Regions from separate parts of the Homo sapiens genome. Here region 1 is linked to region 2. Evidence: read pairs that join two places in POLR2A ChIA-PET (ENCODE). Cell type or tissue: endothelial cell of umbilical vein. All regions are shown on one strand. Each heading gives the region's core, and the rest is flanking DNA. Links, peaks and the distances in the headings are about the cores only. Region 1 overlaps P4HA3 (prolyl 4-hydroxylase subunit alpha 3). Region 2 overlaps PPME1 (protein phosphatase methylesterase 1).

Evidence for each region. ChIA-PET counts read pairs that join two places held together with the same protein. Peaks named below come from ENCODE experiments on the same cell type or tissue, not always from the same donor. Only the 100,000 strongest peaks of a DNase experiment are listed, where the experiment ranks them.
Region 1: POLR2A ChIA-PET joins it to region 2 with 8 read pairs; 4 of 35 experiments call an interaction of 5 or more read pairs at or near these places.

Annotation. Positions count from the first base shown.
Region 1 is chr11:74,281,324-74,297,704 of GRCh38, reverse strand. It overlaps P4HA3 (prolyl 4-hydroxylase subunit alpha 3), which reads left to right. Exons shown (of 13, transcript NM_182904.5): 5 at 8,575-8,626; 6 at 11,314-11,477; 7 at 11,720-11,896. Among named protein-coding and RNA genes, the nearest start is that of P4HA3-AS1, 22 kb to the left of the region's middle. In endothelial cell of umbilical vein, for the core only: no CTCF peak of the experiment used is centred there; DNase peaks (open chromatin) are centred at 8,544 and 9,374; H3K27ac peaks cover 1,882 bases.
Region 2 is chr11:74,181,605-74,197,985 of GRCh38, reverse strand. All of the region lies in intron 1 of PPME1 (protein phosphatase methylesterase 1), which reads right to left. Among named protein-coding and RNA genes, the nearest start is that of PPME1, 19 kb to the right of the region's middle. In endothelial cell of umbilical vein, for the core only: no CTCF peak of the experiment used is centred there; no DNase peak of the experiment used is centred there.

The DNA.
Region 1 (16,381 bases), core at 7,722-11,721, 99 kb before region 2:
TCACTGTTCTGTAGTACCAGCCACAGTGCCTCCTCCAGGTGTTATTTTTCCTTGGCACTGTTGATCTACTTACTCCCTGTTGTGCCTTATATAGAAGTTCATTTCCCTAAATAAAGCAGCTGCCAATAAACAAAACTAACCAATAACTGGGTAAGGTATAGCTTTTGTATAGCTAACCCCATTTCCCACCCGAGTTGTACAGTCTTCAAGGGTAGGCTGCAAAAATCTCCATGGAACCAGTTCCCTAGAGTTTCCAAAACTAGTAAACCATTTCTGCTCCCTACCTTTTTTTTCCTTTCCCCATTTTCTTGAGAAAGGGGAGGAGGATGTGGGTGCTCCAAACCCATGTGTTGCTGCCCAAACAGATTTACTCTCAGTGCAGCAAACAGTCCTGTTCCTTTCATGGAAGTTCCTGGCGAATGGATCTTTGTTGTAAAACTGTGTATGTGTTGGCCGGATGTGGTGGCTCACGCCTGTAATCCCAGCACTTTGGGAGGCTGAGCCGGGCAGATCACCTGAGGTCAGGAGTTCAAGACCAGCCTGACCAACATGGAGAAACCCCATCTCTACTAAAAACAAACAAAACAAAAACAAAAACAAACAAAATTAACCGGGTGTGGTGGCACATGCCTGTAATCCCAGCTACTCAGGAGGCTGAGGCAGGAGAATCGCTTGAGCCCGAGAGGTGGAAGTTGTGGTGAGCAGAGATCGAGCTATTGCCCTCCAGCCTGGGAAACAAGTGAAACTGCATCTCAAAAAAAAAAAAAAAAGAAAAAAAGAAAAAAAAAACTGTGTATGTGCTCTTCCTAACTCTCCTGCTAAATTGCTGTGTGTTAAAGCCAAACAGAGTAACTGTGATGTAGGAAGGGGTGAGAAGTAATTGAGTTTTAATAGAGGAAGGAAATGGAGATTCGACATGGAAAGACTCAGAGAAGAGAAACTAAAGCAGCTTACCCTGAAAGACGGAGTTTCAAATGTTGTACCCAATTATTGATTAGTTTTGTTTTGTTTCCCTCTAACTCTGATGGCTTGGATTTCTCTTCTACTTGCTTTCCACATCCTGTTTTGTCTGGTGAAATCCTGTTTATGTTACAAGGCACACCTCGAATGTCACCTACTTTGTGAAGTCTTCCTGAGTTCTCCTCACTCCCCAGGCTTTCCTCCTTGGTGGTCTTACAGCATGTTTTTATTCCCCAGTAACAGAACACATAAGGCATTATCTTATAGATGGTTTGTGTTCCTCCTCACCCCCTAGTAAATTAGAAGTAAATGTCCCTGTGGACCTTTCATTATCACATAAAATTTAATGTATTTTATTTCATTATATATTTTAGTAAAAAAAATTTTAATAACTGCTAATAATGAGAGATGGTAGAGTACAGTGGTTAAGCTATGGGCTCTGGAATCAGACAGTCCTGGATTCAAATGCTGTGAAAACATAGGCAACTTATTTAGCTTCCCTGGGCCTCAGTTTTCTTATTTGTAAAAGAGGAATAATGATGCTCACCTCAAGTGGGTTGCTGTGAGGATTGAGTGAGCTAATACAGGCAAAGCCCTTAACAGAATGCGTGCGTGGCACATGCTACTTACTGGATAAATGTCAGTTCTTATTACATGATACATACATATATATGTTCTCTTTTCATTTAATGTTCCTTAGTGTACCTATTTCCAAAGAAACTTAACTGAGACACTGAAAGTAACTCTTTGTTCTTTGTAAAATATAATTTTACTTTATTACAAGACTCTCAAGTTTTAGAAATATGTGAAATTGTATTTTGGTTCTTTTCATCTCACGAAGAGTTTGAAAAGCTATGACCTTGAGTTAATATTTGACATTACAAGATATTCATAGATTACTCAAGTATTCCTTGTTAAATGTAGAACAGAGTAATTCATGATATCAAATAATTAGAAACAATGTATTTGTCCAACAGTAGTGGAATGGTTAGGTTCTCTGTGGCCTATCTTCTGGATGGAATAAAATGCAGCCATTAAAAATGCTGTCTGTGAAGACTATGTGATGACATCAAAGTACTCCTGATAACAATGTAAAGTGAAACAATCAGGATGTGAAGTGTATAAAAATATGCTTATAACTATGTAAAAACTATATATTATCCAAAGTACTTCAGTCCCTGGATTTTGGTGTAGTAATTTTTTTCCATTTCTCATATGTTTCATAATGTGCTTATTATTGCTTTTATCATTAGAAGTGAATTGTTAATATGCTAAAGTAAAGTGATTGGAATGAAATACATTTCTATCAGTTAATCATCATTTGGCAGCACCCAGAAGAGGACTGCTAGATACCCATCCGGGATTCTGTTCCCCAGATTTGTCTGGAAAGCCCTATTTCCTTTTGACTATGTTGAGCCCAAGGTTGAATGGCTGCAGGGAGAGTTAATTCCTGTGCACTGGGCAATGTTTCCATTTTAGTTCTTTCTTTGCTTCCCTCCACTAACTTTGTGGACTCCGGGAAGAACTGAATCTGGAGAACAAATTATATTTTTACTAGGGTTTTTATAGTTCCACATTGGGTTAAATATATTTAACTTCAGTTATATTATTAAATATAACAAACAACAACGCCCCGCAATTACATGGTTTTGCATGCTTTAAGATTTGAGGGCACGGGGGGAGGAGCCAAGATGGCCGAATAGGAACAGCTCCGGTCTACAGCTCCCAGCGTGAGTGACACAAAAGACGGGTGATTTCTGCATTTCCAACTGAGCTTTGAAGAGAGTAGTGGTTCTTCCAGCATGCAGCTTGAGATCTGAGAACAGGCAGACTGCCTCCTCAAGTGGGTCCCTTACCCCCGAGTAGCCTAACTAGGAGGCACCCCCGAGTAGGGGCAGACTGACACCTCACATGGCAGGGTACTCCTCTGAGACAAAACTTCCAGAGGAACGATCAGGCAGCAGCATCTGCAGTTCACCAATATCTGCTGTTCTGCAGCCACTGCTGCTGATACCCAGGCAAACAGGGTCTGGAGTGGACCTCTAGCAAACTCCAACAGACCTGCAGCTGAGGGTCCTGTCTGTTAGAAGGAAAACTAACAAACAGAAAGGACATCCACACCAAAACCCACCTGTACATCACCATCATCAAAGACCAAAGGTAGATAAAACCACAAAGATGGGGAAAAAACAGAGCAGAAACACTGGAAACTCTAAAAATCGAGTGCCTTTCCTCCTCCAAAGGAACAGAGCTCCTCACCAGCAACGGAACAAAGCTGGATGGAGAATGACTTTGATGAGTTGAGAGAAGAAGGCTTCAGACGATCAAACTACTCCGAGCTACAGGAGGAAATTCGAACCAATGGCAAAGAAGTTAAAAGCTTTGAAAAAAAATTAGACGAATGGATAACTAGAATAACCAATGCAGAGAAGTCCTTAAAGGACCTGATGGAGCTGAAAACCAAGGCACGAGAGCTACGTGACGAATGCAGAAGCCTCAGTAGCCGATGCAATCAACTGGAAGAAAGGGTATCAGTGATGGAAGACGAAATGAATGAAACGAAGCGAGGAGAGAAGTTTAGAGAAAAAAGAATAAAAAGAAACGAACAAAGCATCCAAGAAATATGGGACTATGTGAAAAGACCAAATCTACGTCTGATTGGTGTACTTGAAAGTGACAGGGAGAATGGAACCAAGTTGGAAAACACTCTGCAGGATATTATCCAGGAGAACTTCCCCAATCTAGCAAGGCAGGCCAACATTCAAATTCAGGAAATACACAGAACGCCACAAAGATACTCCTCGAGAAGAGCAACTCCAAGACACATAATTGTCAGATTCACCAAAGTTGAAATGAAGGAAAAAATGTTAAGGGCAGCCAGAGAGAAAGGTCGGGTTACCCACAAAGGGAAGCCCATTAGACTAACAGCTGATCTCTCAGCAGAAACTCTACAAGCCAGAAGAGAGTGGGGACCAATATTCAACATTCTTAAAGAAAAGAATTTTCAACCCAGAATCTCATATCCAGCCAAACTAAGCTTCATAAGTGAAGGAGAAATAAAATCCTTTACAGACAAGCAAATGCTGGGAGGTTTTGTCACCACCAGGCCTGCCCTACAAGAGCTCCTGAAGGAAGCACTAAACATGGAAAGGAACAACTGGTACCAGCCACTGCAAAAACATGTCAAATTGTAAAGACCATCGAGGCTATGAAGAAACTGCATCAACTAACGAGCAAAATAACCAGCTAATGTCATAATGACAGGATCACATTCACACATAACAATATTAACCTTAAATGTAAATGGGCTAAATGCTCCAATTAAAAGACACAGACTGGCAAATTGGATAAAGAGTCATGACCCATCAGTGTGCTGTATTCAGGAAACTCATCTCATGTGCAGAGACACACATAGGCTCAAAATAAAGGGATGGAGGAAGATCTACCAAGCAAATGGAAAACAAAAAAAGGCAGGGGTTGCAATCCTAGTCTCGGATAAAACAGACTTTAAACCAACAAAGATCAAAAGAGACAAAGAAGGCCATTACATAATGGTAAAGGGATCAATTCAACAAGAAGAGCTAACTATCCTAAATATATATGCACCCAATACAGGAGCACCCAGATTCATAAAGCAAGTCCTGAGTGACCTACAAAGAGACTTAGACTCCCACACAATAATAATGGGAGACTTTAACACCCCACTGTCAACATTAGACAGATCAATGAGACAGAAAGTTAACAAGGATACACAGGAATTGAACTCAGCTGTGCACCAAGTGGACCTAATAGACATCTACAGAACTCTGCACCCCAAATCAACAGAATATACATTCTTTTCAGCACCACACCATACCTACTCCAAAATTGACCACATAGTTGGAAGTAAAGCACTCCTCAGCAAATGTAAAAGAACAGAAATTATAACAAACTGTCTGTCAGACCACAGTGCAGTCAAACTAGAACTCAGGATTAAGAAACTCACTCAAAACCGCTCAACTACATGGAAACTGAACAACCTGCTCCTGAATGACTACTGGGTAAATAATGAAATGAAGGCAGAAATAAAGATGTTCTTTGAAACCAACGAGAACAAAGACACAACATACCAGAATCTCTGGGACAGCTTCAAAGCAGTGTGTAGAGGGAAATGTATAGCACTAAATGCCCACAAGAGAAAGCAGGAAAGATCTAAAATTGACACCCTAACATCACAATTAAAAGAACTAGAGAAGCAACAGCAAACACATTCAAAAGCTAGCAGAAGGCAAGAAATAACTAAGATCAGAGCAGAATTGAAGGAAATAGAGACACAAAAAACCCTTCAAAAAATTAATGAATCCAGGAGCTGGTTTTTTGAAAAGATCAACAAAATTGATAGACCGCTAGCAAGAATAATAAAGAAGAAAAGAGAGAAGAATCAAATAGACACAATAAAAAATGATAAAGGGGATATCACCACCGATCCCACAGAAATACAAACTACCATCAGAGAATACTATAAACACCTCTACGCAAATAAACTATCAAATCTAGAGGAAATGGATAAATTCCTTGACACATACATCCTCCCAAGACTAAACCAGGAAGAAGTTGAATCTCTGAATAGACCAATAACAGGCTCTGAAATTGAGGCAATAATCAATAGCTTACCAACCAAAAAAAGTCCAGGACCAGATGGATTCACAGCCGAATTCTACCAGAGGTACAAAGAGGAGCTGGTACCATTCCTTCTGAAACTATTCCAATCAATAGAAAAAGAGGGAATCCTCCCTAACTCATTTTATGAGGCCAGCATCATCCTGATACCAAAGCCCGGCAGAGACACAACCAAAAAAGAGAATTTTAGACCAATATCCTTGATGAACATTGATGCAAAAATCCTCAATAAAATACTGGCAAACCGAATCCAGCAGCACATCAAAAAGCTTATCCACCATGACCAAGTGGGCTTCATCCCTGGGATGCAAGGCTGATTCAACATATGCAAATCAGTAAATGTAATCCAACATATAAAAAGAACCAAAGACAAAAACCACATGATTATCTCAATAGATGCAGAAAAGTCCTTTGACAAAATTCAACAACCCTTCATGCTAAAAACTCTCAATAAATTAGGTATTGATGGACGTATCTCAAAATAATAAGAGCTGTCTATGACAAATCCACAGCCAATATCATACTGAATGGGCAAAAACTGGAAGCATTCCCTTTGAAAACGGGTACAAGACAGGGATGCCCTCTCTCACTACTCCTATTCAACATAGTGTTGGAAGTTCTGGCCAGGGCAATCAGGCAGGAGAAGGAAATAAAGGGTATTCAATTAGGAAAAGAGGAAGTCAAATTGTCCCTGTTTGCAGATGACATGATTGTATATCTAGAAAACCCCATCGTCTCAGCCTAAAATCTCCTCAAGCTGATAAGCAACTTCAGCAAAGTCTCAGGATACAAAATCAGTGTACAGAAATCACAAGCATTCTTATACACCAATAACAGACAAACAGAGAGCCAAATCATGGGTGAACTCCCATTCACAATTGCTTCAAAGAGAATAAAATACCTAGGAATCCAACTTACAAGGGATGGGAAGGACCTCTTCAAGGAGAACTACAAACCACTGCTCAAGGAAATAAAAGAGGATACAAACAAATGGAAGAACATTCCATGCTCATGGGTAGGAAGAATCAATATCGTGAAAATGGCCATACTGCCCAAAGTAATTTATAGATTCAATGCCATCTGCATCAAGCTACCAATGACTTTCTTCACAGAATTGGAAAAAACTACTTTAAAATTCATATGGAATCAAAAAAGAGCCCGCATCGCCAAGTCAATCCTAAGCCAAAAGAACAAAGCTGGAGGCATCACACTACCTGACTTCAAACTATACTACAAGGCTACGGTAACCAAAACAGCCTGTTACTGGTACCAAAACAGAGATATAGACCAATGGAACAGAACAGAGCTCTCAGAAATAATGCCGCATATCTACAACTATCTGATCTTTCACAAACCTGACTAAAACAAGCAATGGGGAAATGATTCCCTATTTAATAAATGGTGCTGGGAAAACTGGCTAGCCATATGTAGAAAGCTGAAACTGGATCCCTTCCTTACACCTTATACAAAAATTAATTCAAGATGGATTAAAGACTTAAATGTTAGACCTAAAACCGTAAAAACCCTAGAAGAAAACCTAGGCAATACCATTCAGGACATAGGCATGGGCAAGGACTTAATGTCTAAAACACCAAAAGCAATGGCAACAAAAGACAAAATTGACAAATGGGATCTAATTAAACTAAAGAGCTTCTGCACAGCAAAAGAAACTACCATCAGAGTGAACAGGCAACCTACAAAATGGGAGAAAATTTTCGCAACCTACTCATCTGACAAAGGGCTAATATCCAGAATCTACAATGAACTCAAACAAATTTACAAGGAAAAGACAAACAACCCCATCAAAAAGTGGGCAAAGGATATGAACAGACACTTCTCAAAAGAAGACATTTATGCAGCCAAAAAACACATGAAAAAATGCTCATCGTCACTGGCCATCAGAGAAATGCAAATCAAAACCACAATGAGATACCATCTCACACCAGTTAGAATGGCGATCATTAAAAAGTCAGGAAACAACAGGTGCTGGAGAGGATGTGGAGAAATAGGAACACTTTTACACTGTTGGTGGGACTGTAAACTAGTTCAACCATTGTGGAAGACAGTGTGGCGATTCCTCAAGGATCTAGAACTAGAAATACCATTTGACCCAGCAATCCCATTACTGGGTATACACCCAAAGGATTATAAATCATGCTGCTATAAAGACACATGCACATGTATGTTTATAGCAGCACTATTCACAATAGCAAAGACTTGGAACCAACCTAAATGTCCAACAACGATAGACTGGATTAATAAAATATGGCACATACACCAGGGAATACTATGCAGCCATAAAAAATGATGAGTTCATGTCCTTTGTAGGGACATGGATGAAACTGGAAACCGTCATTCTCAGAAAAATATCTCAAGGACAAAAAACCAAACACCCCATGTTCTCACTCATAGGTGGGAATTGAACAATGAGAACACATGGACACAGGAAGGGGAACATCACACACCAGGGACTGTTGTGGGGTGGGGGGAGGGGGGAGGGATAGCTTTAGGAGATATACCTAATGCTAAATGACGAGTTAATGGGTGCAGCACACCAACATGGCACATGTATACATATGTAACAAACCTGCACGTTGTGCACATGTACCCTAAAACTTAAAGTATAATAATAATAAAATTAAAAGAAAAAACAATTCAACAGAAAACAAAAAAAGATTTGAGGGCACTTTAAGAAGGTTTATTTTCATTTATTTTCCTACCTTGCCCGGTAAGGGTGGTCATAAGTCATTAGTAAATGAGGAGACTGGTGAGACCTGATTTGCAGTGAGGCCACAGATCCTCTGCATTTCTGGTCTGCTGTTCCTTTCAGTGAGCCTTATTATCTACTTATGGTAAGAATATTTTATCTTTTTTTTTTTTTAATTTAATGGTTTGTTCAGAAGAGATATCCTCAGTGAAGTTAATGCTTTCTTTTCTTTTTTTTTTTTTTAACAGGCAGGAAATGTTTCGTGTGCCCTCAGCCTCTCTCGGGAGTTTCTTCTCTACAGTACGTAATGGATAAAAGATAAGCCAGCCACAGGTCTGATTTACGGGGAACTCCCTTCTGCTCCTGGCCTTTAATTCCTGCAAGAGAAATACAGCTATCTATCTTTATTATCTTTTTTTTTTTTTTTTTTGAGATGGCATCTCCCTCTGTCACCCAGGCTGGAGTGCAGTGGCGCGATCTCTGCTCACTGCAACCTCTGCCTCCTGGGTTCAAGTGATTCTCCTGCCTCAGCCTCCCGAGTAGCTGGGATTACAGGCGCCCACCACCACACCTGGCTAATTTTTGTATTTTTAGTAGAGACTGGGTTTCACCACGTTGGCCAGGCTGGTCTCAAACTCCTAACCTCAAGTGGTCCCCCAACCTCGGGCTCCCAATGTGCTAGGATTACAGGCATGAGCCACTGTGCCTGGCCCTATCTTTATTATCTTAATTTCATAATCCAGGTCACATTTCAAATTTTGGTGAAATCTTACATGCTGTTCAATGCATCAGGGGGAAATTTTTAAGTTAGTTGGAAAATGCTGAGAAGATATCAACCTGTCCCTTCCTTCTTCCAACCAATCAATGATATATTAGTGTTGCTTCAATGGGAAAAAGTCCAGGAGTGGGAGCCAGTTTCTTCAGAGACATTTTAAAGACCCAGATTTTGGAAGCAGACCCAAGAATGAATGAAATCAGTGTGCACTATGTACGCAAGAAGGAAAGTGACTCAGCAGGATTGCTCACTTCAGCTGCTCACAGGGAGATATCAGTTTTTCCCCTTAAATCAGGTCTCACTCTGTGATGCATGCATCCTGCCCAGCCAGTAGGTCACAGAATTCAGCATCACCCCCCTTCAGGGAGTCTCTTGCTGACAATAAAATGAGTTAAACAGGAGGGAGATGCTTCCTAACTCAGGTATCTGCTTGGAAATGTTTGCCTCAAAGTTATATGTATGTATTTGCTTAACATTTTAGTGGTAGATAGCTTCCTAGGTTTTTCTTTAATACAGTATTTATTTGTTTTGTTTTGCTTTTGCTTTTAGGGGTGTGGTTTTTTTGTTTGTTTGTTGGTTTTGTTTTTTGAGACAGAGTCTCATTCTGTCACCCAGGCTGGAGTGCAATGGCATAATCTTGGCTCACTATAGCCTCTGCCTCCCAGGTTCAAGTGATTCTTGTTCCTCAGCTCCCAAGTAGCTGGGATTACAGCCATGTGCCACCATGCCCAGCTAATTTTTATATTTTTAGCAGAGATGGGGTTCTGCCATGTTGGCCAGGCTGGTCTCAAACTCCTGGCCTCAAGTGTTCCACCTGCCTCAGCCTCCCAAAATGCTGGGATTACAGGCATGAGTATTTAGTATTTAGATACTACAATGAGATACAAAATCACTATTTTGTTTTAATATTTATAAAGTATTTCATGTAGGACTTTATAATTGCATGTATACAAAACTTTTTAATGAATCCATTTAGTAACATTATTCCCTTCTGATAATTAGCAAACAATAGGATAAGGAAGTAGCTGTGTATCTACAAACACATGAGTAATTAGTGGTACAAACAAAATTATAATCCAACCCTTCTTTATTTATTTGCACTTGATCTATTAAAATCTTTGCTATCCACTCAAATTTTGTGCTTTTATAGGTGGATAATAGAACATGGCAAGTTGAGATTCCCAGTTTTATTTCCGGCTTTGCAATATTTTCACTGGGGTTTGGGCTTATAATTTCCATTCTCCAAAACTTCACTTCTTCTCTTGTTAAAACAGAATGGTAATTTCTGCCCCTTCCTTTCCTCCTTTGCCAGGGTGATGGTTGTGGTTAGAAGCACACTGGGCTCCTCAGAGAAAGATGCTTTGGGAGCATTAGAACAATTCAGCATCTCCTTCTGAGATGCATTGAGAGTCATGCAAAGAGGCCAGCAGGCCACGGGTAGCTCTGCCAATGCATGGGGCATCTTGCAGCCAAAGTGGGTACAAACAGGTGGGCACAAACAAGACACAAGATTTATTGGGTTTCCCAAGGGCCCTGTGGGAATCCAGTCTAGAGCCAAAGTCTAGAGTCCCTCTGCGCCATACTTCTTTGCTCTGGGTCTAGGCCAGTTAGGAGATTTGAAAGATCTAGTGGAGCCAAGAATGAATTAGCTTCCAATTCTCTGGGGAAGAATAGGTTGGGTCCTTTTGCAATAGGCTTTGGCTTTCTGGACTTCTCTTTCATTGCACTTATCATATTTTGTTGTAAGTGATAATTTAATGTCCTTTTTCTCCATTAGACTCTAAACTCTGAGAGGTCAACCTGTAGCACAGTATCTGGTACATAGTAGATGTTCACTGAAGATTTACTGAATGGATGGGTGAAAGAATGAATGAATGAATGAGGCTTCATCTTCGCCATATATACCATCACAGTATCCCAGAGCAGCCATCTTCATGATCCCTTGGCCTAAGAGTTTTAAGTTCCACTTTGCTTCCCAAAACCCTTTGCACCTTCAGATCTACCAGGATCAAGTCAGTCTTTTAAAAAAATACCAGGTAGTCTTCTGGGAGTGAGGGCCTTGCATCCTCCTGTGTGTTGACATGAGGAGTTATTCAGGAGATCCACTTGCCCATCCTGTGCAGCAGTGAAGCTGGAGGAAACCTTGGTGGCACTCCCTGGGGCCAGTATTTGTTAATCCCTATTTTATATTCCCTGCTCTGATTTCTTCCAGGCCCAGATAATAAGAGGATGGCCAGGAATGTCTTGAAATATGAAAGGCTCTTGGCAGAGAGCCCCAACCACGTGGTAGCTGAGGCTGTCATCCAGAGGCCCAATATACCCCACCTGCAGACCAGAGACACCTACGAGGGGCTATGTCAGACCCTGGGTTCCCAGGTAGGATTCCTCAGGGAAAGAGAAAGGGGGAGAGGCCTGGCTAGAGTTTGAGAAGCTAGAATTGGGATAACATGAGGGGATAGAGCTGATGCATTAAAAACAATAAAGCTCACTTGGGCAGCATCAGAGTGACCACATTCTGTATCTCTTGCATTCCAATTTTTTTATGCCATAGTTCCCCTAAGTTGAGTTTTGCTCCTAGACCCTTCTTCTCTTATGCTCATCCTATTCTTTCCTTCCAGCCCACTCTCTACCAGATCCCTAGCCTCTACTGTTCCTATGAGACCAATTCCAACGCCTACCTGCTGCTCCAGCCCATCCGGAAGGAGGTCATCCACCTGGAGCCCTACATTGCTCTCTACCATGACTTCGTCAGTGACTCAGAGGCTCAGAAAATTAGAGAACTTGCAGAACCATGGGTGAGTGTCCTGAGAACCCGCCAAGAATTTCTCTTTCATCTTCACATGCCTGGAGTTCAGGAGTGTAAGAATAGGCAACCTGAACAACTAGACACCTCAAAGAGCCAAGGAGTTCAGAATGCCAACCATTCCATAAAACTAGTCCATGGTGGAAAAAAATCACAATAGTGCTTGCCTCTAGAGGGAAAGGATTAACTGGATGATGTACAAGAGGATTCTCTGGGGTATTGAAAATGTGCTCTCAATATCTTGTTAGGGACGTGGTACATGTGGCTGTATGCATTTGTCAAAACTCACCAAATGGTCCACTTGAGACCTGTGTATATCATTGTATGTAAGTTTAACCTAAAAAAAGACAAATAAAAAAGAACACTTCAAAAGTGTCAACCATTCTATGTAATTGGTAGAGGTGGGGAAAAGGGTGAAATGACAGCGGCAAGGAGTAAAATCCTAGCACAAATTTACAGAGTTAGAGTAGAAAGCTAAACTTCATTATTTTGTTAAAAAGGAAACCGAGGCCCAGAGAGGGGAAGGGACTTGTTAAGCTCATACATGTAGCTAGAGCCACAGCTAGAACTTAGAGGTACAGTAGTCCCCCTTATTTGCAATTTTACTTTCTGTGGTTTCAGTTATTCTCAGTGTAGTACAATAAGATATTTTGAGAGAGAGAGGTCATTTTCCCATAATTTTATTACAGTATATTATTATTATTATATTTTATTGTTAATCTCTGTGCCTCATTTATGAATTATAAATTATAACATATAATTATAAATTAAACTTTGTAATTCAGTTACAATCATTATTATAATTTCGTTATAAAAAGAACCAAAGGAGGCCAGAATGATCAGGGCTAGCGGGCCCAACGAAGGTGCAGGGCTTCAACTGAGTCTCCAAAGATGGGCAGAATGTGGCGAGAAGTGTTGAGTGAGTGTGCTTTGGGAAAGGGACAGTGACTAGGAAGCAGATATTCAACACAAGCCACTGAGGCATCTGTCTTCAGTTTCCATGGGGGAGCCACTACCATGTGAGCCCAGGGCTGATTCCTGGGAGAGCCACAAACCAGACAGGCATCAGCAGCCCCAGAGAGATGCTTCTAGGGGAAGGAAGTGTGCCAAGGTCTGTGCATGCCAAATGGACGACACGGCCATGAATGACTAAATAGACATCTCTGGGTGGGTCACTTCTCCCATTACCATGGCAACAGGGCTGTTTTAAGGAAAAATTTAGTTATAATGTAATTATGATTATAATTAAATTACAATCATGATTAAATTAAATTACAATCATGATTAGATTAAATTTTGATTGAAGCCATCCCACTGTCTTCACTTGGAGACCCAGCCTGACAGAGCAGCCTCTGTATGGGACATTGCCAGTCTCATGGAAGAGGAAAAAGACAAATGGCAAACATGAGCTGGTTCATAAAGCTTCTGCATGGAAGTGCCAGATGTTACTTCCACCCATGTTTCACTGGTCAGAGCAAAGCATGTGGGCACTACTGCAGTTAACAGCAAGGTTCTAATTCTTCCACAGGGAAAGCACTGCAAGTCACCAAGCCAAGCTGGATGTCAATGGGAAGAGGACATTTAATCCTCCCCCTAGGAAGTGTGCTAAATATTAACAAGAAAAAATGCACCTCTATAAGCATGTTGCCTCTTTAAAGATATTGTCTCAGAATTATTTCTGTCAAGCCAGACATTGTGCCCTTAACATGTGCAGTTCATCCAGGCAGCCATTAGTCATTCGTCAACAGAATAGAGCCCACTGTGTGCCAGACACTGGCCTGGGTGCTGGGCTTTTACAGTGAGATGAAGTATTGGTTCTTTCCTCTTGGAAACTTAGTGCACAATGGAGAAAAACAAATATTTACACTACACTATGATACATGCTATCATAGAGGTGTGGGCAGAGAGTTGTGCTATGCACATAAAAAAGCAAGGCTTCCTCTAAAGAAAAGGCAATTGGGTGAAGAAGAGATGGGGAAGGGAGGAAGAATCAGGGAAGGCTTCACTGTGGAGGTGACATCTATCAGAGAAAGAAGGTAGCAAAGGGTATTCCAGAAAGACAAAACAGTATGTGCAAGGGCCTGATATGTGGTATGTTCAGAGACTGGGCAGAAGCTTGGTGGCTGAAGTGTGCAAGGGATGGGGGCGAGAGGTGATAGGAAATGAAGCTAGATGTGAGACACCATTAGCAGATGCTATAAATGCCATGCCGGGGAGTTTGGATTTTATCCTGTAGGCAGCAGGAGAGCTGTTGGACAGTTTTAATGGGAGAGTTGCATGATCATGTCTGATTTTTAAGGAAGACTGTAACAGCAGACATGGATTGGAGGGAGAAGAGGGGCAATCATCATTTCATCTAAAAGCCCCTCCAGGAAAGTCTAGAATCTTTGCACAGAAGCTTTTTGAGATAATTAAGCCCCACTGGTGAATTGGAGCAAACAGGTTCAGCTTTGCAGTGAGCCAGCAGTAGTAGCTTTTGGCCAGCAGCTGCTTTTTCCTTATAACAGCCCTGTTGCCATGGTAACGGGAGAAGTGACCCACCCAGAGACGTTGATTTAAATGTTCATGGCCATGTCGTCCATTTAGCATGCACAGATCTTGGCACACTTCCTTCCCCTAGAAGTGTCTCTCTGGGGCTGCTGATGCCTGTCTGGTCTGTGGCTCTCCCAGGAATCAGCCCTGGACTGACATGGTAGTGGCTTCCCCATGGGAACTGAAGACAGATGCCTCAGTGGCTTGTGTTGAATATCTCTGCTTCCTAGTCACTGTCCCTTTCCCAAAGCACACTCACTCATCACTTCTCTCTCTCACCACATCCTGCCCATCTTTGAAGACTCAGTTGAAGCCCTGCACCTTCGCTGGGCCCGCTAGCCCTGATCATTCTGGCCTCCTTTGGTTCTTTTTCAGAGCACTTTTTGGAGCCATATACAATTACCTATTCCTCCTCTGAACTCTAAGCTTTTTCTCACTGGTTGTTTGGTACTTAATTTTTAAATGTATTCTGCCATTTATGTGTTGTTTGACATCACTGACAGTTTCCTGGGTCAGCATCCTGTCTCCCCAGTCAGACTGTAAACTAGCAGGCATCATCTTTCTGCAAATGCCTTGCCCCATGTTCTTCCCATTGCTGCCAGAGTAAATCTTTAAAAGGTCAGGTCTGACCACTCAAGCCCTTGCTGAAACTCTTCACTGGGTCACTTTTGCCTTTGAGTGCTTACAAGTCTCCATGGCCTGGCTGCTGCCAACCCCTTCTACCACATCTCCCCCGGCACTTGACGCTCCAGCTGCACACTCTTCTGTCTGCCTGGAACGAACTGCCCTTGACTTCTCACCTGTATGATTCCAGTGTGTCTTGTGGACATCCTGGAAAGACTCCCTGTCCCTCATAAGAATGGGCTATGTGTCCCTCTTTCTATTGCCATGGCATTCTATACTTGCCTATTATGGCCCCATTAGATGTCTTAGGGGCAGGGACATTGTCTGGATTAACATTGTTTTTCCAGTGCCTAGCACAGTGCTTAGCACAGAGAACAACCAATAAATATTTGTTCCAAAAAACGAGTGACTGGTAGGTAGACAATTAATGATTGTTACAGGAAATAAATATAAGGTGACTCCTTAATTTGGGATGGGGGGGATTCCTTAGGGTTTTTTTTTGTTTTTTTTTTTTAAACCATTGATTTTGCCCTAAAAGAACAGAAGGGAGCATCTCTCTTCTATGAGTTTCTCCTCTACAAATGGCTCAGGACAGGACACCAGGGACAATGGATGGAGGCAACATCAATCCCCTTCTGATTTCCTGCTTCCTAAGATTGTAGAGCCACATGTGAGAGGAACTCGCAAGCACATGTTGTTCATAAGCTGCATTTTATTTATTTTTTATTTTTTTGTCCCAAACTTTTATTATTATTATTATTATTATTATTATTATACTTTAAGTTTTAGGGTACATGTGCACATTGTGCAGGTTAGTTACATACGTATACATGTGCCATGCTGGTGCGCTGCACCCACTAACTCGTCATCTAGCATTAGGTATATCTCCCAATGCTATCCCTCCCACCTCCCTCCACCCCACAACAGTCCCCAGAGTATGATGTTCCCCTTCCTGTGTCCATGTGATCTCATTGTTCAATTCCCACCTATGAGTGAGAATATGTGGTGTTTGGTTTTTTGTTCTTGTGATAGCTTACTGAGAATGATGATTTCCAATTTCATCCATGTCCCTACAAAGGACATGAACTCATCATTTTTTATGGCTGCATAGTATTCCATGGTGTATATGTGCCACATTTTCTTAATCCAGTCTATCATTGTTGGACATTTAGGTTGGTTCCAAGTCTTTGCTATTGTGAATAATGCCGCAATAAACATACGTGTGCATGTGTCTTTATAGCAGCATGATTTGTAGTCCTTTGGGTATATACCCAGTAATGGGATGGCTGGGTCAAATGGTATTTCTAGTTCTAGATCCCTG
Region 2 (16,381 bases), core at 7,356-11,355:
ACAAAGTGGTGCTGTGAAAGACACAAAGAAAATATGGTATCTGCCTGAGTCACATGAATCAAATGTGTTTATGGATCTTTTGCTATTATCACAGACCATGTTCAGAATTTGATGAAAGCTATGAACCCTCAATCCAGAGGGTTCATGCATGCACATGTATTTTGCTATAATTCCACTGGTTTCAAGAAACCTATCTACGAATCCCAAATTAAGAACCCTTAGCCTATAATTTGACCTTAACAACCTATTTCCAGCAGAAAGAGAAAAGGAATTAGGAGATACTGCATTCTTATCAGTTCCTGAACCTGAATTCATTTTCCATTTGCTACCAACTAAAGGTTTATTTTCACAACCCAGTTCTGCCTTTATTAAACTATGGGACTTTGGGCAGTCACTTCAGTTCTGTAAGCCTGAGTTTCTTCATGTTAGGGGATTATAGTACCAATTTTATAGGCGTTATTATGAGGATCAAAGATGCCCTTTCATCTCTTGGTTACTCTCAAATTAGTCAGTTCTATTTATCATAAAACTAATCATTTTCTAAAATTATCTTATTCCCATATTTGTTATTATCCTCCAGTCACCCCAATTAATTCACCACTAATGTGAGATCCATTAGAGCAAGAAGGTTCTCCATTAGTTCACTGATGTATTCCCAGCCCAGAGCCTGATACACATCAATGACTAATATCTGTTGACAGTCTGAAGTGAATTAATGTGCATAAAGCACTTAGCTGGGTTTCTCAATAAATATTTATTACTATTATTAAATAGCTTTGAGGCTAATAATCCTTACTTAATCCTTATAAACTTTCTAGTAAAAGCGAATGGGATACTACACCAATCAAGACTGTGGTACAGGTATAAGAACAGACATAGAGATCACCTAAATACAATCAAAAGTCCAGAAATAAACTAGTATTTATAGTCAATTTGTCAGAGGCATTTGAACCAGGCCACTCCATTTTGACTGAGGGCTAGGAAAATGAGGCTGGGACTTGCCGGGCTGCATTCTCAGAAAGTTAGGCATTCCTAGCCTCTAGGTGTTTATGGTTAAGGGAACAAATTAATAATGTTTACTAAACAGACCCACACTTGGGAGCTTCCAGCTATCCTGATATCTGGAGAACAAAGGCATTCCTAATTTTGCTTTAAAGTTTATAATATCCATTCTTGCAAAAATAGTTAATTAAGAAATTAATCCTTTATCACAAACCCTTGTAGCAGAACACATCTCCCCATATATACAAGCATTATACTTAGAGTGGATATGTTCCTCCTCTTACTTTCGGGAACGTCCTACTCTGTCTATGGAGTAGCTGTTCTTTCACTTTACTTTCTTAGTAAACTTGCTTTTACTTTGCACTGTGGACTCGCCCTGAATTCTTTCTTGAGTGAGATCCAAGAACCCTCTCTTCAGGTCTGGATTGGGACCCCTTTCCTGTAACAAACTGATTTTCAACAAAGGGGCCAAGATAAATTCAATGGGGGATATGATATTGGGACAACTGGATATCCACATGCAAAAGTACAAATCCAGACCCCTTCCTCACACCATATACATAATTAACTCAAAGTGTATCATAAACCTAAATACAAGAGCTAAAACTATAAAACTCTGAGAAGTAAAAAACGAGTAAAACTCTGTGATCTTAGGTTAGGCAACAATTTCTTAGATACAACACCCAAAGCAGAAGTGATAAAAAAGACACAGGACTTGAACTTCATTAAAATAAAATCCTTTTCATTAAACTATATGCCATTTTCATACTATGGCTACATACAGAGAGAAATAAGCATAGTTTCATGGATAAGAACATGGGCTCTGAAGTCAGATTCTTTTAGTCTAAATTTCATTTCCAATAATTACAAGCTATGTGACTGTTGGCAAATTAATCTGTCTCAATTTCTTCAACTGTAAGCTTTGCAAAGTGATTATTAGTAAGTACTTCCTGTTAGTCATTATAGAAACACTGTTTATAGTTGAGCCACATGGTATACCAATTGTACTTCTTGTACAACTTTTTGCTTTTTTCCAGAATAATTGTCTTTTTAATTTTGTTTGCTTAGTTTTCTATTAAAGTGTCACTAACTGTTTCCCAAAACTTTTTGATAGGCAAAAGACATTAATATGCTTTTCCCTAAGGAGGAAACACAAACAGCCCATAAAGATATGAAAAGGTTTCCAATTTAAGATACATAAAATTTAAATTACAGTGAAGTATCATATTTCACATCCATCATGTTGACAAAATATAGGAAGCCAGACATTAACAGGTATTAACAAGGAAACAGGGAAGATTATTTGGAAAACTGTAAGGCATCACCTAATAAAATTAGACAGGTGTCCTTCAACCTGGTAATTTTACTTTACAGAGAACCTCCTGCACATAGGCATCAAAACACACATATAAGAATGTTTGTAGACACATGTCTATAAAAGCAAAGAATAAGAAGCAAGCTAAATATGCATCACCAATAGAATATACAAACTGTGATGTATCTGGGTAATAGAATATAGCATAGCAGTGAAAATAAATTTAAAAGTACATGAATCTGAAAAATACTTAGAGAAAGAAATAAGCACAGAAGACTGAATCCTGTATAATTCCATTAATAATAGTGTTCAAAAACAGGCAAAGCTAAATAATGTATTTTTAATGTATACATGCACAAGTGGTAAAACAATAAAGAAAAGCCAGGCACTGATTATCATGCAATTCAATACCAGTGTGGGAAACAGAGATGCTCTCGAGGAGAGACAAACAGGTTTCTAAGGTGCTGATAATGTTTTATTTCTTAAGCTAGGTGACGGACACATGAGAATTTATTATTCTTTGAACTGTACATATATACTTTACTTTTCTGTATGAGTATTTCACAATTTTAAACAAATAAAGCCTTTGAATTCTGTAAAACTTCTCTTAATATTTGGTCATTCACATTAAATAATCTACCAGGTCTATTTTTCACTCAAATTTCCATTTCTGGCATCCTCCATTCATCTGCTCCAAATAGGACTGCCTGCTGTCTGATATAATGAACTGCTAACAATTTAGTATCATCTCAGGAATTCTTCTTGCCTTTCACCTGTGTTGAATCCCTTATCCCATATCCCATATTTTTCTTGTTGTAGTCTCTTATTTTGATGAAACACATCCTCCATCAGCTTCATGAGAAAGGGACATTAATTTTGAAACTTTGCATGTTGAAAATAGCGTTCCCCATTTTCACACAATGACTGACAGTCTGCCTGAGTATAGACATCTTATATTAGGGACTGCTTCTGTCTATGGTAATTAATAGATCCAACTTGAGAAATATTGGCTAAAATTATATGTAAGTATTTGTGTGAAAAATATTATATAAATAGATGTTATATTTATACAATCATAGTGTATAATTATTAAATAATTATATATAATGATCTTATATATTGTAATTATATAGTCATTCGTTCTTCTTAAACGCATAGATGAGCTGGCAAGAAAGTAAGGAACAGGGAAGACCCAGGTCAAAAGTTAAGTAAGGTGGGAATCCAGAGAGGCACTTAGACCATTAAATCTGGCTTTTACCTTGATGGCATTTGCCAACTGTCTGAACTTGAAGTTTTGCGATGCACACAGAACAGGACACAAAGCCCGAGGTGGGAAGTCTTGCTGCGGAGCCCAGTAGGAAACCTTTCTCCATCAAGCTGGGATCCCAAAGAATCATAAGCTCAGTGAAAGGCTGAAACAGAATTAACTTTCTGCTTCTTACCACAATCTCAGGATTAAATTAAAAAATAAAAAATAAAATAAAAAAAGGCCTGTCTTAAAACTTAGCATTGAGAAGGGAGAAGCAAGAAAAAACAAAGACAGCTCTCAAACTGATATGGAGCTAAATACATATCATTTACATATCCCAAGAAGTTTCAAGATGAGAATGTAAAGTGGATCCAACTGGTAGTGCCCTCAGGACCCCCAAGAGAAACAAAGGCAAATCCTCTTTGAAGAATCAATCTTCATTCTAGGACTAAGAACTTTAAGAAAGTTCCAAGGCAAATGACCATCTCACAATCAAAAAGCATAAAATACGTGAGGAAACAGACCTGTAAAGAGTTCACATAAAGAAATTATCAAATACAATATAAAATAACTGCTTAACACATTTAAATGAACAGAAACTTGAAACAAGCTCCTAGAATGAAAAGAATTAAAATTAAAAAACAAATAGTCAAGTTTAACATATTAGACACAGCTAAGGAGAAGCGTAAACTAGTAGTGAATTTGTTCAGATACATCTAGATACATTTAGAATCCAAAATACAAATAGAAGATGGAAAATACAAAAGTTAAGAAATATGAAGGGAAGAGTAAATAAGTCTTAAATATGTCAAACTGAAGTTCTGAAAGGAAATAAAGACAGTGAAATAAAAGCAGTATTTGAAGAGGCCGTACAGGTTGAGTATCCCTCATCCAAAATGCTTGGGACCAGAAGGGTTTCAAATTTCAGTTTATTGTTTCCTTTTTAATTTTGGATTATCTGCATATACACAATGAGATATCCTGGAGATGGGACCTAAGTCTAAACACACAATTCATTTATGTTTAATAAAGACCTTATACACATGGCCTGGAGGTAATTTTAAACAATGTTTTTAATAATTTTGTGCACAAAACAAAGTTTGTGTAAACTGAACCATCAGAAAGCAACGGTGTCACTATCTTAGCCACCCATGTGGAAAATCTATGGTTGTTTGGCATCACCATCATTCCTGATTGAACTTACACGTTACTAATAATCATTTTTATTACACTTATTCACACATAAGTACTTAACAGTAAAAGATACAACATACCATTAATACAGTGAAAAAACATAATGTACTCAGGGTAACCAACCAGCACAGTAACATCACAGAACACCTCTACCAGTTATTAAATAAAAGCAACAACCAACAATGGCAGGCTTTCAGTCTCCCACCTACAATGTTGTGTTTGATTAAAAAGTTACTGAACACGGTATTTTATTTTTTTAGGTGAGAAGAAACATCAGAAGCAGCTGAGGGATGTGTTAAGTCTGTTCTTGCTGTAACATAATACCTGAGACTGGGTAATTTATAAAAAGGTTTAACTGGCTAATGGTTCTGCATGGTACCAGCATCTGTTCCTGGTAAGGGCCACAGGAAGCTTATAATCATGGTGGAAGGTGAAGTGGGAGCATCTGTGTCACAAGGTGAGAGCAGAAGCAAGAGAAGGGGGAGGTGCCACACTCTTTTTAAACAACCAGATCTGGAGAGAACTCAGGGCAAGAACTCACTCATTACCAAGGTGATGGCAATAAACCATTCATGAGGGATCTGCATCCATGATCCAACACCTCCCACTAGGCCCCACCTCCAGCATTGGGGATTACATTTCAACACGAGATTTGGAGGGTGCAAACATCCAAACCATATCATTCTGCCCCTGGCCCCTCAATTTCATCTCCTTCTCACATTGCAAAATACCATCACCCCTTCTCAATAGTTCCCCCAAAGTCTTAACTTGTTTCAGCATCAAGTCCAAAGTCCTAAGTCTCATCTAAGACTCATCTCCTTCCACCTATAAGGTGGAAGCAGCCTGAGATGTACTTATGAGCCTGTAAAACCAAAACAAATTATTTACTTCCAAGATACAATGGTGGTACATGCATTGGGTAAACATTCCCATTCCAAAATGGAGAAACTGGCTAAAAGAAAGGTGCTACAAGCCCTATGAAAGTCTGAAACCCAGCAGGGTAGTCATTAAATCTTAAAGCTCCAAAAATAATCTCTTTTGACTCCATGTCCCACATCCAGGGCACACTGGTGTGAGGGGTGGGCTCCCAAGGCCTTGGGCAGCTCTACCTATTGCTTGTAGGGTATAGCCCTGCCAGCTTTTCTCAGAGGTTAGAGCTGAGTGCCTGCAGCTTTTCCATGCTCAGGATGCAAGCTGCCGGTGGCTCTACCATTCTAAGGTTTGAAGTGTGGCAGCCCCTTTCCCACAATTCCACTAGGTGACGCTCCAGTGGGGTCTTTGACGGGGGCTCCAACCCCCCATTTCCCCTCAGCATTGCCCTAGCAAAGTTTCTCTGCAGGGGCTCTGCCCTTGCAGCAGGCTTCTACCTGGGCACCCTGGCTTTCTCATATATGCCCTGAAATCTAGGCAGAAGCTACCTAGCCTTCCTCACTCTCGCATTCTATGTGCATGCAGGCTTACCAACCACATGGAAGTGGTCAAGGCTTACAGTGCTTGTGCCCTCTAGAGCAGCGGCCCAAGCTGTGCCTGGGGCATTTTGAGCCCTGGCTGGAGCATGAGTAGCCAGGATACAAGGTGCAGAGTCCTGAGGCTGAGCAGGGCAGCAGTGCCCTGGGCTTGGGCCCTGAAACCATTCTCTCCTCCTAGGTCTCTGGACCTGTGATGAGAGGGACCTTCCCAAAGACATCTGAAACAACTTTGAAACCTTGCCCCCATTGTCTTAGATATTAACAATTGGTTCCCTTTTAGTCATGCAAATCTCTCTAGTAAGTGGTTACTCCAAAGCCCTCCTGGATTCCTCTTCTACCAGAGGGCCAGGTTGCAAGTTTTCCAAACATTTACAGTCTGCTCCCATTTTAAAATAAGTACCAACTTTGTTTTTTCTTCAGACAGGGTTTCACTCTGTTGTCCAGGCTAGAGTGCAGTGGCATGATCACAGCTCACTGCAGCTTCAATCTCCCAGACTTCAGTGATCATCCTGCCTCAGCCTCTGGACTAGCTGGGACTACTGGCATATACCACCACATCCAGCTGATAACTTCTTTTATTTTTAGTAGAAACGAAGTCTCACTATGTTGTCCAAGCTGGTCTCAAACTCCTGAACTCAAACAATCCTCCCACTTTGGCCTCCCAGTGCACCTGGCCTATAAAGTCGAACTTTAAGTCATTCCTTTGCTCCTGTATCTGATACCAGGCTGTGAGAAGCAGCCAGGTCACCTCTTGAATGCTTTGCTGCTTAGAAATTTCTTCTGCCAGATACTCTTGATCACTCTCAAGTTCAACTTTTTACAGGTTCCTATGGCATGAACAACACAATGCAGGCAAACTCTTTGCTAGGGCATAACATGATGACTTTTACTCCAGTTCCCAATAAACTCCTCATTTCCATCTGAGACCTCATTAGCCTGGCTTTCACTGTCCATATTTCTATCAGCATTTTGGTCAAAATTATTTAACCAAGTCTTTAAGAAGTTCCAAACTTTTCCTCATCTTCCTGTCTTCTTCTGAGTCCTCCAAACTCTTCCAACCTCTGCCCGTTATCCAGTTCCAAAACTGCTTCCACATTTTCAGTTATCTTTATAGCAACATCCTACTCTTCGGTATCAATTTTCTGTGTTGTCCATTCTTGCACTGCTATAAAGAAATACTTGAGGCTGGGTAATTGATAAAGAAAACAGGTTTATTTTGGCTTGGAGTTCTGCAGGCTGTACAAGAAGCATGCTACCAGTATCTGTTTCTGGTGAGGGCTTCAGAAGCTTACAATCACGGTGGAAGGTAAAGCTGGAGCAGCCACATCACATGGCAAGAGTGGGAGCCGACAGCAGGGATCTGCACCACTCTCTTTTAAACAACCTGATCTCGACTGAACTCAGAACCAGAACTCACTCATTACCAAGGGGATAGCACTAAGCCATTCATAAGGGATCTGCCCCCATGACCCAATACTTTCCACTGGGCCCTACCTCCAGCATTGGTGATTACATTTCAATGTAAGATTTGGAGGGGACAAACATTCTAACCCTATCAAGGGACCAGAAGGTGGGTCCTCTAGGGATGAGAATGCATGCTGCTAGGTGGCTTTCTAAAAATTTTTTTCCAGTCATCTGCTTCATTAACAATGGTTTTTGTCTTGAAAGTCTGTCTCTCATTTTATAAACTGACATCATTTCTTGCTCTGTTTTGACTTGTGTCATGTCAGCACTCAAAAAGTTTCAGATTTTGCAGCAGTGCAGATTTTCAGATTAGGAATGTTTAACCTGTGGCTGAAGTTTTCAGAACTGAGGAAACATCAAACTACAGATTCATGAAGCCCAGTGAATCACAAGATTTAAAGAGAAGTAATACATTATGGTAAAACTGTAGAACATTAAAGACAATTATCTTAAAAGTGGCCCTAACCCCCAAAATACTAAATGACATATGAGTAAATTTTGCTCATTTCAGCACTATTTGAAAGAGAAAAGGATGAAAAACACCCAATGGCCATCAACAGGAGACTGGCTGAATACACTGGGTTATGTCCATACAACAGAATACTATGCAACTGCAGGGAAAATAATGGAAAAGATTTCTGTGTACTAATAAGAAGTGATTAGAATATCTTAAATTTTAAAAACCAGTAGGCAAGCCAGGTGCAAGCTAGGTGCAGTGGCTCATGCCTGCAATCCCGGCACTTTGGGAGGCCGAGGTGGGTGGATTGCTTAAGCCTAGGGGTTTGAAACCAGCCTAGGCAACATGGCAAAACACTGTCTCTATGAAAAATACAAAAATTAGGGGGCACGGTGGTGCACACCTGCAGTCCCAACTATTAAGGAGGATGAGGTGGAAGAACAGCTTGAGCCCAGGGAGTCAAGGCTGCAGTGAGCCATGATCACGCCACTGCACATCAGCCTGGGTGACAGAGTGAGACCTTGTCTCAATAAATAAATAAATAAGTAAAGCAATATGCAGAACCATATGTATGCTATTTTATTTATTTATTATATTTTTTAATTTTAAATAGAGACAGGGTCTCACCACATTGCCCAGGCTGGTCTTGAACTCCTGAGCTCAAGTGATCTGCCTGCTTTGGCCTACCAAAGTGTTGGAATTACAGGTGTGAGCCAATGCACCTGGCCAATGTTATCTTTTATGTAAGGGGGAAATATAACTGTATGTTTACATATTTTGAAGTGCATTGATAAAAGCAGAGACTAATGAAAATAGTTACTTGTAGGATATTACAAACAAAAAAGCTATACTTTCCTGAATATATATTGTTTTATACTTCAACATTGTAGTCATGTAAATAATTTTTGTTTTATAAGCATGTTAAACACTTTGTACAAATCAATTACCACAATTAACATAAAAGAGAACAAATTACCTTAATGGTGTATTAAGAATTATTCCAAGTGACTTTAAAAACAATTATTTGACTGCACATCTTTAGTGGGATAAATATACTTTAAGGAAAAAAAAGAACTGAAAATAAATTTTAAACAGTATTCAGTAATCATATTGTTGGTTATTTTTAATGGTAGCACAGTTTGTTATTTTGAGCACCATATACATACATATTTGGATAAAGCAAATAGGTAGTTAGGTTAATGTCATTAGGAACCAAGACTTTCGTTGTTAAGGGAAGAGATAATTATATAAAAATCAAAAAAGTAAAAAACCCTATAATCTTAATTTTGAAATGAAAATGTCAGGGTGAACGCTTGATTCCTTTTGTCCTTCCTTTTGAAATATCAGTATGGGCTGGGCGCAGTGGCTCACCCCTGTAATCCCAGCACTTTGGGAGGCCGAGGCAGGCAGATCATGAGGTCAGGAGTTCAAGATCAGTCTGGCCAAGATGGTGAAACCCCATCTTTACTAAAAATACACAAATTAGCCAGGTGTGGTGGCAGGCGCCTGTAATCCCAGCTACTCAGAAGGCTGAGGCAGAGAATTGCTTGAAACCGGGAGGCGGAGGTTGCAGTGAGCCGAGATAGTGCCACTTTCACTCCAGCCTGGGTGAGAGCGAGACTCCATCTCAAAAAAAAAAAAAAAAGAGAAAAAGGAAGAAATATCAATATGAACTCACGATTCTAGATATGTCTACTACAAAGGCCTATAAGCAATAACCAGAATAGTAGCAATGAGTTAGTCTAGTGCCCAGATTGAGAGGTCTAAATACCATTTCCAGCTTCTGGAGGCAGCCTGTATTTCTTGGCTTACAGGTTCTTCCTCCACTTTAAAGCCGGCAAGCAACACAGCATCTTCAAATCTCTCAGGCTCTGACTTGGTCTTCTGTTTCCTTCTCTTTAAAAGACACCAGTGATTACACTGGGCTTACCCAAATAATCCATGATATTCTCTTTATTTTAAGGTCAGCTGATTAGCAACCTTAATTCCATTTGCAACCTTAATTCCTCTCTGCCATGTAAAATAACATATTCACAGGTTCCAGGGATTCAGACCTCAGCATCCTGGGGATGTTGTTATTCCACCTGCCACAGGTTGCTAAAGTCATTGTATTATTTCAGAAGAACAGCAGAGATATTGATTAAACTTGGACTTGTATATTACCTATACATGTTAAAATGTGTAGGGCAAAATCCTAAGGAATCCACTAAAAAAACCACAGGAACAATTTCAGTAGGGTTTCAGAAAATAAGACCAATATATAAAAATCAATTGTATTTCTGTAATTTGCAATTAACAATCCAAAAATAAAATCAAGAGGACAATTCTATTTACAATACCACTGATAAGAATAAAATATGCAGGAATAAATATAGCCAAATAAATGCAAGATTTAAACACTGAAAACTATGTAATACTGTTGAAGAAATTAAAAAAGACATAAAAAGAAAGACATCCAGTGTTCATGGATTAGAACACTGAGTATTATTAAGTTGGCAATACTTCTCAAATTGATCTATAGATTCAAAGCAATGCCTATCAAAATTACACCTGGTTTCTTTGCAGACGTTGACAAACTCACCCTAAAATTCATATGGAAATTCAAGGGACCCAAAATAAGTTTTTTAAAAAAGAACAAAGTTGGAAACATTATACTTCCTGATTTCGAAACTTACTACAAAAAGCTACAGTAATCAAAAGACAGTGTAGTACCAGTATACTGATCGATATATAAATCAATGATATAGAATTGAGGGTTCAAAAACAAACACATACATTTATGGTCAATTGACTTTTGACAAGGATGCCAAGATAACTGTATAGGAAAAGAAACCTTTTCAATTAAATCATACTGGGATAACTGGATATCCACATGCAAAAGAATGAAGTTGGACTCATTCCTCATATCATACATAAAAATTAACTCAAAATGGATCACAGACTTGCATGTATGAGCCAAAACTAGAAAACTCTTAGAAGAAAACTCTAAGCCCCCTTTCACAGGCACCTAGTACCTGGAATTCTTGAGCCTTTATAGGATAGTGATATGGATTAGCTTGCACTTTCATTCTCTTTCTACAAGTAGTTTTCAGTTTTCTCTTCTAAATATTTATCAACTTGCTTTCTAGCTTCCTAAATTTTGTTAGCATCTTATATCCCTACTCTTCTTTGTCCTTTAGCTTTATTCCTTTTTCCAAATTACTATAACTTAATGAAATTTGAGGAGACAATGGAGATAAACACAGGAATTAATTTCTACACCAAGCCTCTGGGGTAGCTATTATTATCCCCATTTTCCAAACGAGAAAACTAAGGCCAATGGAGTTTAAATAACTTGTCTAAGACCATGGGAAGTAGCTGAGCTAGAATCTGACTCTCAGGGTTATTTCCTTACCATTTTCAATACTATCCTCAAAATAATATTAAGTTCCCCATTCTTGAAATCATCAAAGCTGGCAATGAACACCCTGAAAATCCCTAGGAAGAGGACTGGTTCCTGCTGTAGGGATAGTAATGATTGGGAGAAGAACCTTGTAGCAAGGTTGAGCACCATATAGACTAAGAACAAAGTCAAGGTTTAGAACTATTATGATCATGATCACAGGGAGCTGAAGAGTGAAGTGAGAAGGAAGAATCAAGGAAAACTCTCAAGTTTTCCTGATGCCATTCACAGACAGAGAATACAGAAGGCCTTCTTAAAGAGTTCTAATTTATTAAATACTGATTTACCATGTGCTTGAAAATCCTAGCTCCCATTACTATTACTTTTCTGTGTTGAGCATCGTGGAATCCAAAAATGGAAACAGAAGCATTTCACAAAATGTCTTGCATTAAGCAGAACAGGACACGTACAGCCCAATATATGATGTGCTTTCAAGCAAATAAATGAAACCTTACCTCACTTAAAACCATCTTCAGATAAGATACTTAAGCCATAGGAACTTCCAACCTGCTGAGTCAGACCACATAAAAATATACTTTGCTTAAAGTGCATGGATAAACACAGACTGCTGTAGCACAGGGAGAACAGGTGTAATCTTATACCTTTGATAATAAAGAATTGTACTTTGCCTAAATTAGAAAATAAATTTTCTAAATTTTATTTCCACCTTTCACCCAACAGGAAAACAACATAATTATTAACTTCTTTTTCTACAACTCGAAAAGTTAAAAAAAAAAAAAAAAGATATAATGACAACTTTTCTAAAATGATCTGGCCTCAAACAAAAAAAAAAGCCACTGAAACACCATTAATGAAAGCAAGAGAACAGACAGAATACAGACTTTTTGATGTTTTGCAAAGGCTAATGCAGTTGCTTACCCTCAAAATCAACGTGTGTGGCATTACCCAATAGTCAGCATTTATGTAAGCTACTATTCTGCCAAAACAGCAAGAAAACAAGCAGGTTTCAAGTTTAAAAACCAATGAGGTTCATATAAAAGCCTCTAATGAAGTATATTTCAGACCAACAGCCATACGATCCCCTCCCCAGACTCATCTGAATGTCATGATGATCTAGAATAAAAGACATACTTCAGACCAGGCGCGGTGGCTCACACCTGTAATCCCAGCACTTTGGGAGGCCAAGGTGGGTGGATCACGAGGTCAGGAGTTCGAGACCAGCCTGACCAACATGGTGAAACCCCATCTCTACTAAAAATACAAAAATTAGCCGGTTGTGGTGACATGTGCCTGTAATCCCAGCTACTCAGGAGGCTGAGGCAGGAGAATCGCTTGAAGCCGGGAGGTGGAGGTTGCAGTGAGCTGAGATTGCGCCACTGCACTCCAGCCTGGGTGACAGAGTGAGACTCTGTCTCAAAAAAAAAAAAAAAAAAAAAAAAAAAAGACATACTTCATAAGCAAACAGTAAATATCATTAGGGCAATCATTTCAGAGCTTCTTTCCAGTCACAATTTGCTTATATAAGCAGCTAATTTAATCTCAATTCAATTGAAGAGACATTTTGAGTACATCCTGCATGGCAGGCCCTGATATACTTCCTAGGCACTAGGGAAACAAGCAGACTAGAAGTTCCCATTGATTAAAATTTAGTCCTTTCCTTCAAAGAGCTCATGCAGGGGGGAAATAGGTAAACAGTCACTGTACACTATGGCTATGAAATAATCCATCAGAGCTCATAAACGGCACACCCAGTCTTTCTTGTGGAACACATGTTAATATAATTAGATGGGAAAAGGATTCACAAGGATGATATCTGGCGTGAAGATTTTGTTAAATCAAATGCTATAAAAATTTAAAGTACCACCCTTACTAAACATCAATCTGGTTAGGGAAGAGGCAAAAGTACAAATCCTCTAATTACCCACAAAAGATTAGAATTCCCAATAATCAGTGAAAAAATGTTAGTATAGAGATTTTCCAACTTAAAAATGAGTTGATGGTGGGAATACCAAGACACATTTCTCCCAACAGTGTTATAAAATATTGGTAAATTCTATGAGTAGCTCCACTCCCAAGCCTACTTATCCATAATATGCTAAAATGCCATTTTTTATGAAACCCAGCTAATAATATAGTTCAGTTAATTAACAGAGAAAAACTCAATTAAAAGTGGTTTTTATATATAATGAACAATGGTTCTTATGCTTAAGGAAAAGCTGTTTAATTAAAGGAATGAAAAGGATTAAATGAAACAAGCTAGACATGTATATGTACTAGGCACTTTATAAGCATTATACAAATTTAATCCTCACAGCCACCTAAGATATATTTCTTAAAAGAATAAAGACAGAGAGATATAAATATGGAATCACAAAAGAATATAAATAGGGCACGAGTTCATTTTTGCAAGCTTTCAATAATCATATTTTTTAAATTTCACTCTAAGTCTATGGCTCCTCCCTCCCATTTACTTCTCTATTAAATTCAGGATGGACAATTCTAAACTATTGCTATTGGGAAAATGTGATGTTTCCATTGCATCTGAGTGTCATTCATTCACTCAACAAATGTTTATTGAGCTCCTAAATGCTAACTGCCTTAGGACAAGTAAATAACATACAAAAGGAGTTTACAATTAAGAAAACTAAACAAGCAGATCACAATCTTGTTGCTAGAATAGATGAAATACAGTATGTACAAGGCACCATCAATTTGTAAGATGAAAAGCTAAGAAAAAGAATTTGTAAGATGAAAAACTAAGAAAAAGAACTATCAAGTATGACACAATACTTTATCACTTAGAATTCATTTTACATTTTTTATATAAAAAAGAATTCATTCTATTTTTCTATAGAAGAAATAGCTCTTTTACACTTATATAGATCCATTATATATTACTTATGGAGACATATATATAATATATATAAATGAAAGCAGAATAAAATACTTAAGGTATTCCTGACCATTTCTTCATAGTTGGAGTCCCACTCTCTTTTGAATCACTTGGACCAATATAGTTTTCTGTGCCTCACAAGAACATTGGTGATGGAATGTTTCATATAACTAAACACCAGTTCATATGCCAGCTTTACAATTATTTAGAGCTATCTTACTTTTTTTGTTGTTGTTTTGTTTTGAGACAGGGTCTCCCTCTGTCATCCAGGCTGGAGTACAGTGTCACGATCATGGCTCACTGCAATCTCAACCTCCTGGGCTCAATTCATCCTCCCACCTCAGCCTCTCCAGTGGCTGGGACTATAGGGACATGCTACCATGCCTGGCTAATTTTTTAACTTTTTGTAGCGATGTGGTCTCACTATGTTGCCCAGGCTGGTCTCAAATTCCTGGGCTCAAGCAATCCTCCCACCTCGAACTCCAAAAGTGCTGGGATTACAAGCGTGAGCCACTGCACCAGCCCGTACTTTTTTTTTTTTTTTTGGTAGAGACAAGGTCTAGCTATGTTGCCCAGGTTGGTCTTGAACTCCTGAGCTCAAGCAATCCTCCCACCTCAGCCTCCCAAAGTGTTGGGATTACAGGCATGAACCATGGTGCCTGGCCTCAGCCTTACTTTTGACTCTCACTTTAGGAATGTTGCTCAACCCACCCGATTGAACACCCACGCCTCCTCACAAGCATTCAGTTCCTAGTGGTTAAAAGAGCAGTCCAGTTTTACCTCTAAGAAGTTCTCAACATGTATACGTTTTGTAAATTTTGATTCTGGTTTTGGTGTTCACTTATGTTCAGGCAATGAGAACCATGTTAGAATTGTTACCTGACCAACAGCATTGTTAAGACACTATCTCCCAATGCTTTAGGAGGCCAAGGTGGGCAGATCTCTTGAGGTCAGGAGTTTGAGACCAGCCTGACCAACATGGTGAAACCCTGTCTCTACTAAAAATACAAAAATTAGCCAGGCGTGGTGGCACACACCTGTAAACCCAGCTACTCGGGTGGCTGAGGCAGAAGGGTTGCTTGGACCTGTGAGGCAGAGGTTGCAGTGAACCGAGATCATGCCACTGCACTCCAGCCTGGGTGACAGAGTGAGAACTCTGTCTCAAAAAAAAAAAGACATTATCAATTTAAATGTAAAAAAGAAATGTATCTTAGAATTGAGGAAATACAGTAAGTTTCCATTAGACAGTTTTCCAATTTAAATAATATTTCTACACATAAATCATCTCATTTTCTCCTCAAAAATTCTATGAGGCTAGCATTATTATCTACATTTAAAAAAAAATAAAGTCAAGTTTGCACCAGTTAAGCGGTAAGTAGTAAAGCCAGGAAGAGAATCCTAGTTTGTTGATTTTAAAACCTACCTTCCTTCTACTACAAGACAGTAGAAGTATAGAACTAACTGGGTTGGCAAACTACAGCCTACGGGAAATCCAGCCCACCACCTATTTTTGCATGGCCCAGGATCAGAGAATGATCTTTACATTTTTAAAAGGTGGAGGGCAGGGGGAGAAGAGAGACTAATGACATGTGGAAATTATGTGGAATTCAAATTTCAGTGTCCATAAAGTGTTGTTAGAACACAGACACATTCAGTTACATATTGTCTGTGGCTACTTTCACTCTAAAACAGCAGAGCTGAGTAGCTGCAACAGAGACTAACATGGCCCACAAAGCCTAAAATACTATCTGGCTTTTAACAGAAAATGTTTGCTGATTCCTGGTAAAATGACAGGTGCCACCAAAGGACAGAAAATAGAAAAATCGGTGCAAGCTGGACTGATCAGAAAAAGCCTCAGAACTTTATTTTAAATGAATTTGTGCTATGTGTCCATTAAATTAAATTTTACAAAAACATTTAACTGTGTTACAGTAG